2 separate regions of the Homo sapiens genome follow, and region 2 is linked to region 1. Evidence: read pairs that join two places in POLR2A ChIA-PET (ENCODE). Cell type or tissue: Panc1. All regions are shown on one strand. Each heading gives the region's core, and the rest is flanking DNA. Links, peaks and the distances in the headings are about the cores only.

Region 1 (2,927 bases), core at 264-2,763:
TAATCTCTCTCCCAAGATTGTTAACATTTTAATACTGGTGTGTCCATACTTTATGCTCTTTCTCTCTCTGAAAAAATTAATATCAACAATTGCTATTTATGAGCTCTTGCTATGTGCCAGACACTGTTCCAAGTTTTATATCTGTATTTCATTATTGAAACCTCGTAGCAATCTACAAGGTAGTTGCTACTATTATCCCAATTTTCAGACAAGGAAACTGAAGCTCAGAGAAGGCTGGAAACTTACCTAGCATCACTCACATGGTGTTACTCTAACTTTTACATACATAGTGATTTGTTTTTTAACTTTTGATTATGAAAATTTTTCAAATTTATACAAAAATAGAAAGAAAAGAAAAAATGGTGAAGTTTTGTGCAGCCAACAACCCAGCTTCAACAAGCATCAACTTATGGTTGATCTTTTTTTATCCATTCTCCTAACTAGCCCTCATCCCAATTATTCTAAAGCAAATCCCAGACATTATACCACTTCATCTACAACACATGTGCCTACATAGATGAGGCCTGTTTTTAAATGTAACCACAATGCTATTATCACCACCTGTCCAAATGAAAAATTCCCTAAAGTCATCTTTCTACCAGTGTTCAAATCTCCCCAATTGTCTCATCAATGTTTCCCCACAGTTTGTTTGAATCAGGACCACACATGCTCTTTTATGGAGTTGGGGCTGTAATTCATACCCACATTGGTCTTGCCCCAAACCCATGCTCTTTCCAAACACCCAGCTCACATTATGGATGGAAGAATCTGTATGCTTTATATAACAATTGACTTGTTAACATATATGTGTATGCAACCATTTATAAGTTTTAGGTATTGACTTAGGAAGTAAAACCAAGGTATTAATTTGTAATTTTTCTTCACTAAGGAACTAGTAAAAACCATTAGTATAGTCTCTCTAATCTCTGGTGCAAATCTCTTCTTATGACCTGCAGGACTCTTTTTATTTTTTATCGCAAATGAGTTTCTATTCTATTTTTGTCCCACAGTAGATTGTTCTGAGGTTGTTATTTCCTTATATCAGGGTCTTTATTATTATTTTCATTAATCCACACAGTCATCCAACAAATCAATTGAGCATCTATTATTTGCCAGAGAGTGTAATTGACAGATAGGGTCCCTATTCCTGTGGACTTACATTTTATGGGTGAGACAAAAAATAAGTGGACAATAATTAGAATAACTTCAAATTGTGATAAATACCATATGAAAGCAAACCAGGAGTGAATGTAGAAAAATAATGGTGGAAACAACTTTCAAAGGCATTTCAAAATGATCTGCTTTTACTTGCTGGAAGTTCTTTTTAAAAGCAGGCTCCATCATTGGTATTTAAAAGATATTGCATCTTTCAATATGCTTTTTGCTAACTGCTTGCTACTAACTACTTATTACTCCCCAATGGCTTCCCTTTCTTTATTTGTGTCACTGCAGTTTTGCTTCTACAGCTCTTTAATTTGAACACTCAATATTATAACTCCAACATGGCAGTGGTGGGGCCTTCATCCTTGATTTCTTTGGTTAAAAGAGTAACTTCCATATTGAGTCCAAGCAGAATGCAGATCTCCCATGAGGCAAAACATGGTTACCACAATGCTTATTGAGTCATTCCTTTTGGTGATGGTTGTTCAATTTGTGAAAATATTTTTAATTGAGTTGGTACATAGTCATTGAAAAATGCAAACAATATAAAGGTTTATACATGAAATAAAGTCCCTATCAAGCCCCCCTTCTTCCACTCCTCATCCCCAAGTGAAACCCTTAATGGCATTTCAGTGTGCCTTTTCCATCTTCTCCTATGTGTATGAGGTCAGCTAGAATAGATTGTCCAACAGGGCCACCACCAACAGATATGTCTGGATGGAGGGTGTCTGGATGCTAGACTTATTTTGAGAACCTTCTGTGCTGAGTATCCAGAGTCTTCATGGTTATCACACTCCAGGGCACTGTGAGCTTCATTGGTGTTGGCCTACACTGTTAATGTTCTTTGGGAAGTTTGCCTTTTGAGCTGAATACAACTTAGTACAAGCTTAATCCTTGGCAATTTGGGGAGATAAAAATATAATGAAGTGTGTTTATGACCATTTTGTTACTGTAGGACTTCTGGCTATTATCCAGATTGAAATAAACCATGAAAGGAGAGGATCTGACACCAAGTCATCAAGTCTGACAAAACAGGCCATCATTGCAAGGCAATTTTAAAAGAGATGTTCAAATAATATTTCAGCAGGCACTAAAAGTGCTAGAATAATATGAACATGCAAAGGTAAATACATTGAAGAATATTAACAATGTAATTACCGATTATTAAATAAAATGTATTTAATTCACTACTCCCTAAATGCTTTGATCTCATTTTGGGTATATGTGGATTTATACATAATGTTCTGCAACTTTCTGTTTTCACTCAAGAATATCCATATTCAAAACAGTCCTATCTCATTTATTGATAGAAAGCATAGTATCACATAATATGAATATTCTGTACTGTATATAACCATTCCTCTATTGGTAGACATTAAAGATGCCTCTAACTGTGCACTATTATCAATAATGCTGCAAGAAATATCTATGTACAAATATCCTTGAATGTGTGTGTATTCCCAAAGGGTAGATTCCTAAAAGTGAGTTTCTGGGTCAAAGCGTAGATGAAATGTTAATAGACTTGATCAGATTGTATTCTGAAGACATTCAGACAAAGCACAACATATGGGAATGTTCTTTTCAGCTAGAAAAGTCAAAGCAATCTTAAGCAAAAAGAACCAAGCTGGAGGCATCACATTGCCTGACTTCAAATTATACTAGAAGGCTACAGTAACCAAAACAGCATGGTACTGGTACAAAAACAAACACATAGACCAATGGAACAGAATAGAGAGCCCAGAAATAAAGCCGTACACCTACAGCCA
Region 2 (2,927 bases), core at 110-2,609, 52 kb before region 1:
CTGTTTGAGTCTTCTGCCAGCGAGGGCAGGGCAGGTGGGGCAAGCGGTGGTGAAGCGGGTTCCGGGGGCTCGGTGAGTCTGAACACTGGCTCGCCTGGAAGGTTGGAGCCACCCTGCCAATCAAGCAGCCGTGCTATTTCGCGCCCTCGACTAGAGGGGCCAGAATTAATTTTAAAAGCTTTTCTTTGTTGATGGGATTAAACACAGAGTGCTAAACTTCCGTAACACCATCCTTTATGAAAGGAAAAAAAAAAGCATTTGTAAACCTATTTACTAATTAAGAGCCCAAACGAGGGGGGAAATGCACGGAGCACCGAGGCCTTTTTTGTTGTTGTTAATTCTTGGTTATCTATATGCTCTTATTGCCTCCCTATTATAGGCTCCTACACTCACAAAGCCTCAAGCTGGGTTCTCTGCTTGTAAAGTCTGCCCAGAGAATGCAAATTATTGGCCAGAGCAAAAGAAAATCAAGAAGAAAAAGTCTGCTAAAAAGCGCCACTTACTGAACATTTCCCTTTGTGTCCTCATCTAATCTGTACAATGACCCAGTGAAGAATTTAGGTTGCACCATTTGAAAATACTTTTTGGAAGTAGAATATGGTTGAAAGTTGGCAAGTTCATAGAATTCAACTTATTTTCATTCCCATTTTACAGATGGGAAAAGTCTCAGAGACAGCAGATGATGTCCCTGTGGTCTCAGGTCGTCCAGTAGGTGGGTGAACTGGGACTTGAAATCAGGTCTGATGTCCAGATCTGCTCCTGACTGCTATGGTACAGTGTCATAAGTGAGTTTTGGCTTCTGGTCTACCTGAAGGCTGCCGTCTTTAGTGAAGTGTGGGCTTAACAGAGTGCAAATACCACTCTACTTTGTGTTTTCAGAAAACAAAGGATGGCCAAGCTCATGGACTCTAGTGATACAAGTTGGATGGATATTGATGAAATGGTCAAAAGAGCCCCACAGTGGATGTGTTATCTTGGGCAAATGGCTAAACCTCTCTCGGTTTCCTCAAGTGTTGGTGTCTCCTTCATAGGGTGTTTGTAAATAAATGAAATAATGAGTATGAAAGCTATTACCCAATGCCTGGCACACAGTGAATGTTTGATAACTGGAAAGAACACTAATTTTTAGATTGAATGGATCCCATTTAGAAAAACAAAATATTTTAGAGTTGCATTTTTTAATGAAAAGAAAAAAGTGGGGGCCGGGCACGGTGGCTCACGCCTGTAATCCCAGCACTTTGGGAAACTGAGGCGGGTGGATCACCTGAGGTCGGGAGTTTGAGACCAGCCTGACCAACATGGAGAAACTCTGTCTCGACTAAAAACACAAAATTAGCCAGGTGTGGTGGTGCATGCCTGTAATCACTGCTACTCGGGAGGCTGAGGCAGGAGAATCGCTTGAACCCAGGAGGCGGAAGTTGCAGTGAGCCGAGATCGTGCCATTGCACTCCAGCCTGGGCAACAAGAGCAACACGCTGTCTCAAAAAAAAAAAAAAAAAAAAAGAAAGAAAGAAAAAAGTAATGGCAAAATTTGGATACAAGATGATACTCGAAAAACAAATAGCTGGGATCATTTAAAAAGTTTGCCATAATAGCTTTTCAGTTATAAGGTAAAACAACAATGATAGCTTCACAGAACAGAGCATATGGGATTCAAAAGGCATTCAGCTTCCTCTAAAGGTTGTGCCTAGATTCAATAACAGGAAATGTGAAACTTTCCCTGTTTCCTTAGACCTCCTTTCCTTGCACTTCATGGAAGCTTTTTTGGTTTTGCTTTTGTTTTAATGGACAGGTAGCCTGGGTTGCAGTGTGAGGGAGACAGACCACAGAGACATGTATGAATAACAGCAAAAAGGAAACAGAGAAGCTACTGGAATTTGATCAACAGTAAACAATGTACTGAGAACACACATTTACAACACATGTATGCTCATCAGTCGTCAGGTCTTCATTAAGTATCTAGCACATTTTGACCCAGAGATAAATGCTTTGGGCATGGGGGGGAGAGAAAGAACTGGTCAAGGTATCCTGAAAAGTCTTTGAGTGAAGTTCTTAGATAATGCCTATTCATTTACCTGCTCCTATATTCATTCATAGTATATTTCTGCTAAACGAGGCAGACATAGAATGAAAAATTGAATTGAATGTGGAATTAGACAATGGGGAAGAGAGATCCAAACTAAACAAGGTCTCGATTCCAATTTCCTATGATGTACAATCTGTTGTCATGGGACAGCAAGACAAAGGGAAATGACTACTGGCATGCGTGTGAGTTTAATGAGGAACATTAGTGGAACATACCTTATCTCTCCTCCCAGTATGGAAAAATCTGTGTAAGAGAAGGAAGTCCTTAAAATAGTATCCTATGACCATCAACCCCACTAAAACAGTGAAATCTGAGGTGGTGAATCTCCTTTTACAAACCAGTTCTGATATATTTCTTGTGGGGGGGGAAAAACTCTTAAGAAAGAGAAAAAGGGAAAGGGTTTCTGTAGTTCCTCTGTATATTTTTAGAAAAATGGCATCACTTTGCAGACTTGAATCTAGAGTCTGAGGGTTATAAGCCACCTTCCTCAGTGTTTCCACTACATCTTTTCAGCCTGGCAGCTCTTCAGATATACGAGTTTCTACCACTCATTGGTCATTTCTTAACTAGAGTGAACAAAATTGTTGGCTTTTTAAGGAAATTGCCTGTCTGGTGGGTAAAGCGTATCTATTTGTAAGGTGTCAAGAAACAGATAATAAAATAGATCCATTTCTGCTAACACAATAATACTCCTTTAATCTGAGCCAGTGCTATGACTCATCTGCCTGTCTCCTCTTGTGGGATGGAAAGGGAGCTGTCTGCAAACCTTCAGCAGTGGGAGGAGGGAAGGAGATACTTTTCACACGCTAGGACTGCTGCTCTGCTTTGAAAACCCACCAGC

What was found. Peaks named below come from ENCODE experiments on the same cell type or tissue, not always from the same donor. Only the 100,000 strongest peaks of a DNase experiment are listed, where the experiment ranks them.
Region 2: POLR2A ChIA-PET joins it to region 1 with 12 read pairs; 5 of 35 experiments call an interaction of 5 or more read pairs at or near these places.

What each region holds. Positions count from the first base shown.
Region 1 is chr15:51,147,700-51,150,626 of GRCh38, forward strand. All of the region lies in intron 1 of MIR4713HG (MIR4713 host gene), which reads left to right. Among named protein-coding and RNA genes, the nearest start is that of TNFAIP8L3, 54 kb to the left of the region's middle. In Panc1, for the core only: no CTCF peak of the experiment used is centred there; no DNase peak of the experiment used is centred there.
Region 2 is chr15:51,095,410-51,098,336 of GRCh38, forward strand. The region is part of intron 1 of MIR4713HG (MIR4713 host gene); the gene reads left to right. It overlaps LOC124903491 (a long non-coding RNA gene), which reads left to right. Exons shown (of 2, transcript XR_007064631.1): 2 at 380-1,073. It also overlaps a transcript of TNFAIP8L3 not described here. Among named protein-coding and RNA genes, the nearest start is that of TNFAIP8L3, 2.0 kb to the left of the region's middle. In Panc1, for the core only: no CTCF peak of the experiment used is centred there; no DNase peak of the experiment used is centred there; H3K27me3 peaks cover 1,673 bases.